Regions from separate parts of the Homo sapiens genome. Here region 2 is linked to region 1. A link is a contact called in ENCODE Hi-C or POLR2A ChIA-PET data. All regions are on one chromosome and are shown on one strand. The core of a region is the stretch at or near the end of the contact, and the rest is flanking DNA. Distances in the headings are between cores, read along the strand shown.

Evidence for each region. Hi-C counts contacts between places; a loop is a spot of excess contacts on that map. ChIA-PET counts read pairs that join two places held with the same protein, here RNA polymerase II (POLR2A). Pooled maps may share reads with other maps.
Region 2: a map with no recorded cell type shows a loop between it and region 1 (1.9-fold over the local background). The contact joins two enhancer-like sites. A Hi-C loop is called at or near these places in 10 of 37 single-sample maps with no recorded cell type and 5 of 50 pooled maps. POLR2A ChIA-PET finds 5 or more read pairs at or near these places in 1 of 52 experiments (MCF 10A).

Annotation. Positions count from the first base shown.
Region 1 is chr10:89,120,847-89,126,574 of GRCh38, forward strand. No RefSeq gene overlaps it. Among named protein-coding and RNA genes, the nearest start is that of MIR4679-2, 60 kb to the left of the region's middle. Within about 2 kb of position 1,790, at least 2 of the 41 ENCODE cell types and tissues checked have a DNase peak (open chromatin) inside an H3K27ac peak, as active enhancers do.
Region 2 is chr10:89,161,298-89,166,910 of GRCh38, forward strand. No RefSeq gene overlaps it. Among named protein-coding and RNA genes, the nearest start is that of CH25H, 43 kb to the right of the region's middle. RefSeq lists an enhancer at 2,282-2,331. Within about 2 kb of position 2,519, at least 9 of the 41 ENCODE cell types and tissues checked have a DNase peak (open chromatin) inside an H3K27ac peak, as active enhancers do.

The DNA of each region.
Region 1 (5,728 bases), core at 540-3,039:
GTTGTGGCAGGTGAGGTGAGAGTGACAGGACCTGAGTCTGGAGAAGCAGGAAGGGTCCAGATTCTTCAACAAGGTATGGGGATGGGCTTCAGTGAAGACTGAAAACAAAGGACTGGCTGTACCTGATAAGGATTTTAGAAAAATGACTGTCACAGTGATACTGAGAATGGATTGGAGTAAGAATCAGTCAGAAAACAGGAGGGCTATTTCGTGGGTTTCTTCCACATTCCAACACGGATAATTAACTGTGCTACAATGTTTAAATACTGGAATTTCCCCAGTCTTTAGAAATATCTTCCTTAGGAATGCTGCATTCTTGTGTCCTCAACTTTTGAAAGACTTTGGTTCTAGGTCAGCTTGCGTTCTCTTGGGGCTTTGATGCAGAAATCAGCAAAAGCCACTTGAGTCTCAGCACAAAGTGGAATCTTCACTATAGTTTTATATATTTATTTAAGTATTTATGAGGAAAAATCTGGCTTCTTATGTATATAAGAATACATGCTGGATGGGGAATCTAATCAGGCTAGAGAAGGAGAATCTTGTCCATCATAAAGAGTAGTCACTTCCCTTTTAAGATGCAGCAGGATCCCAATGGCAATAGCCGAAGTTGAGCAAAAAGGCTCAGTAAGTCACATGGGGGAAGTGGTTCCTGTAATAATTTGGGGGTAGTCAGCAGGGAGACAGTGTTGTTGTTGCCTCCACTACATTTTGTTTTGCTTTGTTGAAAAATAGCACTTATATGAAGATTCATCTATCAGCAGTAAAATATTAGGTTCATGCCTCACACCTGCATACATTGTAGTTCAAAGAAAGTACTGGTGACATATAACCAAAGGACACAAAACATGACACTTTACTTTCATGAGTGCGCAAGAGAGAATGAGAGAGAGAAGTAGATGGGCAAGGATATAGACAATATCATTACAAATGATGAAAGTGCTACTTACAAAGACAAAGCCAGTTATTGCTATTTTGCAAGTCAATGCTAAACCAGACTAGGATTAGTGAATTTAGTGAATTTTAAGAAGTTAGGAAGGGTGATGTAATCAATTTAGACAGAAAACAGAACAAATATTTTTGATGCAGACTGTTCAGAATTGGTGCATAATTCTGGACTTCCCATGCAATCAAGCAATTTCATGGCCATGTTGGGTATGGGGTCTATCACCAGCCAGAAACTTGCAGAGCAGGCAGCCATTCAGAAGTATTTAATAAAATCAAAATTCTTTAAAAACTGTAATATTTAACTTTGTGATCTGATGGTACCTGAAGTTTTAATAGGATCTGGGGCTCAGCAAAGGAACCCATGACCAAAGCTTGGCACCTCACCACATTCAGAAGAATGATTGAGACAACAAGTGGTTTTTGAGTTTGATTATGTATCTAGCTCTTAGCAAAGAAAGAAAAATAAGGGGAAAAATAAGACATGTGTCCTATCCCTCTCACATACACTCTGTTATCAAGTATCAAACTCCATAGAAGGGGTCATAAATGTTAAATAATAAGAGAGATCAATTAGGATGAAATGGAGAAGACTTTTGGAACAGATATGAGGCTGGAAGAACTGGTAGAATTTGGACATGTGAAGAGGTGGAAATCAGTTGTTCTGGAATAGAGTGTGTATATATATGTATGTGCTATGTTCTGGGAGTTTTAGAGGAACAGTAACAGCACCAATGTGTCTAGAAGAAATGAAAAGTGCTCAGCCTTAGACAGTGCTCAGCCTCAGCAGAGGTTCAGATGATGAAGGCCCTGAACAATAAAGCAGAGGGGTGGGCCTTGTTAGGCCGGGCAACAATGAGTCATTGTAATTTACCGGCTAGGAGGAAGCTATGGTGTATTAGTTTCCAGTGGCTGTATAACAAATCATCACAAATTTAGTGGCTTAAAAGCAACACAAATTTATTATTGTACAGTTCTGGATGTTAGAAATCTAAAATGAGTCTCACCGGCCTAAAGCCAATGTACAGGCAGGACTGTACTCTTTCTGCAGGCTCTATGAAGTAATCTGTTTACTTCCCTTTCCAGTTTCTGGAGGCTACGTACATCTGTTGCCTTGTTGCCCCTTCCTCCAGCTTCAAAGCCAGTAATGACATCACTCCAGCTTCTGCTTCCATCCTGACTTCTCTTCTGACTGTCTTGCTTCTCCCACCTTTTGAAGATCTTTGGGATTATACTAGGCCCACCTATATAATCTAGGATACTCTCCCTATGTTAAGATCCTTAACTTAATCACGACTGCCATGAAAGGTAACCTATTCATAGGTTCTGGGGATTAGGATGTGGACGCTTTTGGGGGACCATTATTCTGCCTGCCGCATATGATCTAGTGACCTAATCCTAGCCCTGAATCAGTAAATAGATGTCAGCTCTTTAAAGTTGTCACTGATGCAAAGATACTAAAGTGGAATGTATAACAGGTCTTAATCTTTATAATGACTGCTTTCGTCCCCCTGTGTTTCCAATGCACATAAAAATTCCAGAAACCACCTACATAGAAGAGAGTACTGTGTGCCTAAAAAATACACCTTTCTCTCCATTCCTCACCACAGGGAATTCAGACTGGCCTACAACTTGAGAATTCTGCAAGCACAGACAACTTGGAAAGGACAGAACCCCCAGCAGATGGAAAATTACAGTACTCTGAGACTTTAGGAAATGGTACAGTCATATCTAAAATGAGTGACCGTAGGAAGGAACCAGATCATGTTAACAAATCCACTGAGTCCTAGATTTCACTTCTTCTTTTAACATTAGTTTTATTTCCTTCATCAGTTACAAATATAAGTTGTTATTTTGGTCACATGAACGGAGGAAATGTCCATGTGTCTACTCCATTGCAAGGAGAAGTAATGACGTTTCTTTTCTTTTTTTTTTTTTTTTTTGAGATGGAGTATTTCTCTGTTGCCCAGGCTGGAGTGCAATGGCGCAATCTCAGCTCACTGCAACCTCTGCCTCCCAGGTTCAAGCAATTCTCCTGCCTCAGCCTCCCGTGTAGCTGGGATTACAGGTACATGCCACCATGCCCGGCTAATTCTTGCATTTTTAGTAGATGCGAGGTTTCACCATGTTGGCCAGGCTGGTCTCGAACTCCTGGCCTCAGGTGATCCTCCCACCTTGGCCTCTCAAAGTGCTGGGATTACAGGCGTGAGCCACTGTGTCCGGTGTAATGATGTTTCTAACTTATTTCATAGTAATAGCTGAGAGCTAACTCAATCATTCTTTTAACAGATACATATTACATATTAGTGCCAGACACAAAGGACAGAAAAATGAGCATCAGTCAATCAATTTCCTCATGTTTCTAGTAATCCTCACAATGGTCATGTGAGGTAGTTGTATTACCTCTCACTTCCAGGTAAAGGAAAAAAGCCTCCAAAAAGTTAAATAACTCATCCTAGGACATACAGCTAAGAAAAGAAAGGACAGGAATTTAAGCAGTTCCCCTCGTAGCTAAAACCCATCTTATTCCTACCATACCATACAGATTTCTCCTGGCCTCAGACTCTTTTGTAAATCCTCACGTTTTTGGTTCATATTCTGCCAAATGCTTATATTCACTAACATGGAGAGAGTTCATAACATTGCAAAAATTTACAAATCTTTTTTTTTTCTGTCACTCATATGTAACAGGGCCCTGGAATTCTGATATCTATTGACTCAGATGTCAGTGGTGTTTATGGTATGTTCACCCCATCTTAACACTGATACACACAGTTGATGATTAAAAAAATACTTAAGAGACCTTTATTGTCGGCAAATGCTGCTGGAGCTCAGAGGGGGCACATAGAGCTGTGGCCTGGGGAAGGTCAGTGAAAGTTTCAGGAAGAAGGTCAGATTTTGGCCGGGCACGGTGGCTCACACCTGTAATCCCAGCACTTTGGGAGGCCGAGACGGATGAGAGCGAGGCCATCCTGGCTAAGATGGTGAAACCCCATCTCTACTACAAATACAAAAAAATTAGCTGGGCGTGGTGGCAGGCGCCTGTAGCCCCAGCTACTAGGGAGGATGAGGCAGGAGAATGGCGTGAACCCGGGAGGCGGAGCTTGCAGTGAGCTGAGATCTCACCACTGCACTCCAGGCTGGGCGACAGAGTGAGACTCCGTCTCAAAAAAAAAAAAAAAAGAAGGTCAGATTTTAACTGAGTCTTAAGGAGTGGTTCAAATTTGGAAGGCAGATGGGGTAAGAGCAACCAGATCACAGAAGAGTAAAAGGCAAGAAAGATGGGAAGCCCATAGCCTTTTCAAAGACAATGAGACAATTAGTTTGGAAGGAGAAAGTGATAGGCAAATATGGAATGTAACCTAAAGGGTTGTACAAAAGCTCTTAATCCTTCCAGACAATTAATCCCTTCCTTCTCTATGTTCTTATAACATTTTGAAAACGCATTTCTATTGTAGCATTTAATACTTTGCATCATAAGTATTTTTGTGCGATATCTTTTTTACTATTAAATCCATGGCATGAAGCTCAAAGTAGGGCAGCAATAAATTATTAATTGATTAATCAAATCAGTGAATGAACGAATGAATACCTCTTCCATTAGTTGTGAACTCTAAGAACAAAGCTTGTGTCTTACTCATCTTTGTATCTCTAGCTCTAAGCCAATGCCTATAGGTTCTCAATAAATGTTCATAGAAATGAACATTTATTCAGTCTAACTCCTACTCATTCTTTAAGGATTCTCCATTCTTTCCTTCTTACTTTCCTCCATTTTCCCCCTTTGAAGTCTTTTCTAATGACTAGCCAGACAAATGTAACACAAACCCACAAAGTAGGCAACCCTCCCCTCTGCACCAGTAGTTCCCCATGCACAAGGGTGCTATTTACAATGGTGTGCTGGAGCCACTGCATATCGGATCCTGAGAGCCGATTATAAATCATCAGGAATTTTGCAAACCAGTTGTTAAACCTAACCAGTCTACAAAAGCAAATTGTATAAGCTTAAAATTAATTATATTTTAAAACTCATTACTTTGTGATTATTTTACTATATTTTACTATTATCTATGTCCCTGTGATTATTTATGCTGATCATAACTATATGGTGCAAATATATAACCATGATCTACTGTGCATCTCTTCCCAACTCCATGTTCAGTGATGTCATGTCGGTAGCTTGAAATTGGCCTTGGAGTATTTACAATATGTAAATTGGCAAGCACTACAGAACGGAGTGTGATTTATCATTTTGTTGATTGTCTATACCATGGATTAGTAAATTTTTTTATAAAGATCCAGGTAATAAATATTTTAGACTTTATAGGCAATCTCTATTGCAACTACTCAACTGTGTAGTTGTAGCTTGGAAGTAGCTACAACTAAAAACAGAGACAATATAAAAACAAATGGGTATGCTTGTGTTCTAATAAAACTTTTTTATACAATCAAGGTGGATTGGGATGATGGGGTAGTTTTGGTTGTAATTTGACCTTACTTGGTCTATACCTAAGAAAGCAATGGAGATACATTAACTATGCAGATTAAACTTAAAAGTGGATCATAGCTTTTACATTGTGAATAGTACCAACAATTAGGAAATATTCCTCTATTATTCTAAAACCAATTCAGCAACAAAGCCACACACAGAATTGGTGAATGAGTGAGGTTCTAACATATGTCATTATTTTTTCACTTTCATCTTATTCATTAATGTACACAAAGATATCAATAACCATTCATAGCAAAGCTACCTTCTTTTTTCAGTTGTAACCAGAAGTTGATGATG
Region 2 (5,613 bases), core at 1,269-3,768, 41 kb after region 1:
TTTAGAGAAATATATGTGTCTATATGTGTATGTGTGTTGAGAAATTTAAACAATACAAAAAGAGATACTGAAGCCTCCTCTATCCTTCCTATTCCCCAGAGGTAACTATTAATGATATCTGAGTACTTACGTTTCAAGGCTCTTTTTCTGAATATATAGAAATACAGTTTTATAACACAAATGAAATAAAACTGCTCAGCAAGGTGCTTTTTTTTTTTTTTTTTTCTTTTTGAGACGGAGTCTCGCTCTGTCGCCCAGGCTGGAGTGCAGTGGCATGATCTCGGCTCACTGCAAGCGCCGCCTCCCGGGTTCACGCCATTCTCCACAGCCTCCTGAGTAGCTGGGACTACAGGCTCCCGCCACCACGCCCGGCTCCATCTCCTGACCTCGTGATCTGCCCGCCTCAGCCTCCCAAAGTGCTGGGATTACCGGCGTGAGCCACTGTGCCCGGCCAGCAAGGTGCTTTTTAATTGTATCATAAATTACATTCTTCTTATCAGAACACATAGGTCAACCTATTTTTTGAATGGCTGCAAAGTCCATCATATGAAACACCATAAGTTATTTAATCAGTCCTCTGTTGTTCATTTTTCTATTTTTCTCTGTCTCATGCAATACAACCTTATGGTTCTAATTTGTTATTTGTCAGTAAAGTTAATGATTTTACCATGATAGTTATATTCTTATTATTACTTTAACTGGTTTTCTTTATTAGCTTATTAGCTCACTGTTTTCTTCATTAGCTTAGGTTTTTTATATGTAATAGATATTAATCCTTTGTCTGTTATCTAGATTACACATTTTTCTCAGTTATCATTTCACCTTTATTGAAGTGAATAAAGTTTATTTAAGTAAACTTAAGTTTACTTAAGTTAACTTTGTTGAAGTAAATAAAGTTAACGTTTTAATTAGTCTTATCAGTCATTACTTTCTTTTATGATTTTTGGGCTTTATACCATACTTAAAAGGGCTTCTTCACTCACTATATTTGTATAAAAATATTTCTCTTCTATTTTAATATTTTCATGTGATTTTGTATTTTATATTGAGATATTTTATCCATCTGGAATTTATTCATAATGTGGGAATTTAATATTTCCTGAAGTTGGTTCATAAGTAATTTTATTTTTAGATAAATGCTTATGGTGTACTGGTTAAGGCACCAGGTTTTTCAGTTATAACAATCTTTACTTGAATCTCAGCTTTGCCTCTTTTATACAATGTGACTTTTGGCAAGTTGTTCTCTAACTAATTCTTTCAGCTATAAAATATGGATATTAAACTACATCTGGAAGAATTATGAAGCATAAATAGGAACATACAGGAAAGTGCTTAGCATGGAGTTGGGGTATGAAAAGAACTTAATAAATATCAGTTATTCTCATCATTTTTATTTGATTCTGTGATAAAGGTCAAGGCAATTGTTTTCTGTAATGTTAGCAACATCTTACTGCTTAATTCTTTTATGTCTGTTGGTTGGTTGATTTGTTGCTGAGTTAACTAGTTGCTTTGTTTGGTTTGGATGTAAGCAAAACAAAGGATCATCCACCAGACCCCTCTTTGAACTTTTCTGGTATATATCATAAAACCCATTATGTAATGGCTCCAATTTGCTGCAAAGAAATGAACTGCCAAAGTATGATGTTACTTGCTCATGATATATTTAGAGATTATAACTTCTAATTTATTTTGAATTTAGCAGTGAACCTAAGGTTAAGAGGTGGCAGCAACTAATTTCCTCTGCTTATTTTCTTAATTTTTATTGTAACGATTGCATTCTTAGTATAATTATCTGTAAAAAATTGTTGTCTCCTCCATGAGATTACCTATAATCACGTTAAGTGCAAGACTCCATACCTAACACAGTGCCTGGCTCATAGTAGATGCTCAATAAACATTCCATGAATAATAAATGGAATATCTATTGCACATCTAATGTATGCCCTGAAATTATTTAATTTTTAAAACAATCATGCAAGGTAAATGTTATTATTCTCATTTCACAGATGAAGCAGTTGAACTCAGAGTTAATGAAGCTGCCAAAGAGACTGAAATTACATGACCTAAACTCAGGCTGTAGTAACCTTGGTGCTGGTGGCTGAGGCAGGACTGGCCCTGGATAGAATGTAGTAAGTGTGGGTCTCAGCTTGGCACTTCTCAGAGGCAGCTTTCTATTCTCCTCCCTGGTAAGGCCAATCTTAGTGGTTACCTTTATGTAAAGTAGAACTATGTCCTGTGCCAAGCAAGATAAGCAGCTCTATGCATGTCCCTAAGAAGCTAAAATAGATGCTCATCATCCCAGTCTGCAAATTAAGCCAAAATTTCAGTGTCACTAGCAGTCAACTCTCCAAAGACAAATAGGTTGTAATCTAGTTTCAGAAAGGAAAAAGTGACTAGTTGTCTGAAAGAACTGACATCACCTGCAAGCTAAGTACCTTTTCCTGTATCTGTGGGCTTTCTGCTCACCCTGGCTGTCTTGCTGTGCTCACTTGTACCAGATGGACGGCGAAACAAGACTTGCCAGGAAACTGAAACTTGCAACCAAACGAGAGAGACCAATTGCCAGACAGCGTGTCTCAACACTGCTCCGTCAGCACACAACTTATGTAATCGCCTGTTTATGCAACAGAGTACATGAATTTTAATTGATAGCACTGTTAGGTTTGATTCAGTGTCATCTAGTAGAGAGTTCTTCACTGGAAATTCTACTTGTGGTTCTACCACTAAATTTGTGGTATTAGGGGGTGGGAGGAAAAGTCAGAACCAGCTCTGTTTGCAATAATGCAACTCAATGCTGTATTCAAGGAGAAGTGGAGTGAACAGAGGGATGCTTCTTCAAAGTTGAACACATTGGAAAAAATGAAGAATTTGTAGCAGGGTTAGAGGAAATACAATAAGATATCAAGAACCTTATAACGTCTAAGTAACCAAAGCTGAGACAAGAGTGTTAGAAAAAGGAAGCTGTGTCTTTAGAACTAACAGTAAGTATAAAGCTCTCCACAGAGGAAGCATCTGCGCGCTTAGGTCTCACTTTAAATATCAGATCCTCTAGGAAGCCTTCACTACTTCCCCTACACCCCAAAACTGACTTAAAGAGTCATTGTGTGTGTTCAAGTAGCACCTTCTCTTCCACCTGTTATAGCCTGCATTGCACAACATCCTAACCAATGGCTTACTTGTCTCTCTTTCCACAAGTGTCAAAAATTTACCAGGACAGTGCTGGGACCTCATTCACTGTCATGACCCTTGCACCAAGCTCAAATCCTGGTATGTAATGAGCACCTCGGAAGAATTTGTTGAATTAATGAATAAACAGTGTCCCATGTTACACAAAATAGTGATGATCCCACTGAAGACCATCAAAGCCAAAGATGAAGGGAACATAAAAGAAGATATAGAACAACAAGAAGGAAGAGGAGGAAGAGTTGAAGGGAAAAGAGTTGGAGCAAGGAGAGGAAGGTGAAAAGAAATGAAGAAAGAGGATGGTAAGGAAGAAGAGGAAGGGAAGAGGAGTTGAATGGAGAAGAGGAGGAAAGAGGAGAAGGAGGAGGAATGATGAGGAGGCTGAGAATAAGAGATGAATGAGGAGGAGGAGGAGGAGTAAAAACAGCTTCAAAGAAAAGAAGTAGGAATAAACTCTGCCTCACAGAATATCATGACAGACATAAGGCTTATCCTCCAAATGGAAAAAAATGCGAAGCAATAGAAGTACTTGGAGGATCCCAAGCACTTCCAGGTAATGGTATGCAAAGTCCTGCAGTGGGAATGGTAGCAGCTGTGTGGAGTCCTGATATGGCCACTAGGGATGTCTTACTGGAGTGAGTGTACGTACGCTACCTGAACCTTATCTCGCTGCTCTCTCCTGCTGAGTCAGGGAGCAGATAACCCTCTCAGAAGGGTCTGAGGGACAATGAAGTTTGAAGGAAAGAAGCTGAGTGAGCTAAAGAGACATAAAGGACCAACATGGCACCTGGTGACCTAGGTTTGAATCCTAGCTCCTTCAATTATCATGAAATGGCCTTTGGAAAATTATTGCATTTTCTGTAGCCTCAGTTTACCTACCTATAAATCTATCACAATAATAGCATTCTCTTCGCATTGTAATGAAGATTAAATTAAATGAGATAGCATATAATTACCATAAAGCATCTAGCCCAAAAGCTCCTGATATGTAGCAGTTGCTCAACAAATACTTGTTTCCTTTCTTCCTCCTGGTTGAAAAGAGGTTTTGTTGTCCTTATTTCTGCGCACAGGCATTTGGAATTCAAAAGGAAAAATCTGATGGGAATAGCAACTCTAAAGGTGGTAGTGGATTTTGGGAGATCTATTGCAGGGATCTGTCCTCCGTGTTATCCTGTTTACGTTTTCCCTCCAATAACTTAAATGCAGTTAGAAAGAGACTGAATATCAAAATGTATGAGACAAAAAGCTAAGTTTAGGACTATGAACGATGGCAGCATTAGGTTCCAAAAAGATTTTAGTCAGCCGGAGGAACAGGCTTGACTAAAGTTCACAGAATGCAAAATGAAAGTGTAAGTTCCCACACCTGGGTTCAACAACTCAAGTGTGTAAATGTAAACATCATACCTAGATTGATTGATACTGAACATTATGTTTTTGATATGGTTTACACTAATTTGTATGTAGCATGAAATCTCAGCCAAGTGTAACTATATGAAATTTAGCACCTTCGCTTGAGTTTAAATTTCTGAAGAAAGTAAAATGAATTTCATGCCTGCATGACTCAAATAGATGGAGAGGTCTTTTTCATTTTCCCGAAATATCTTCAGGCTGTTCTAACACAACATGGTCAAGATGACTCACAGGACAAAGCAACCTGCCCTATCCTCCTACACGAGTCTCATCTTTCCTGATTAATGCTTTCTTATAAGCCTGAAAGTAAGACACTCAGAAACTACACTTACTCCTGGGAAAAGGCCGGGCATGGTGGCTCACTCCTATAATCCCAGCACTTTGGGAGGCCAAGACTGGGATTATCTCCTGAGGTCAGGAGTTTGATACCAGCCTGGCCAACATGGCAAAACCCTGTCTCTACTAAAAATACAAAATTAGCCAGGCATGGTGGTGCACATCTGTAATCTCAGCTACTGGGGAGGCTGAGGCACAAGAATCACTTGAACCCGGGTGGCAGAGGCTGCAGTGACCCAAGATCATGCCACTGCACTCCAGCCTGAGTGACAGAACAAGACTCTGTCTCAAAAACAAAACAAAAAAACAAAAATCCTGGGAAAAAATGTCTGAATACCATCATAACAATGATGACCAAAGAGTACCACTGTGACAGAGCCAAGAAGTAAATTGTTTAAGAAAAGATCTCTGATTAATGCTGAAAATGAAAAAATTGATAGTTCCTTCAGGGCAATTTTGGAGTTACATGAGTACAACAGTCCCATTCTCTCCAAGAACTAAGAAATAAGGGAAATTAGGGTTGCCACTTGAGAATGGACTTTTAGGATGAAAAGGAAGAAAATATTCTAAATCCGTAAACATCACTACCTCAGTGGGAATGATTATCTAGATTAATGAGGAATAATAATTCAAGTAAACCAAGAATGTAGCAATGGATGAGGTTGAGAACTTAGAGAAATGCAG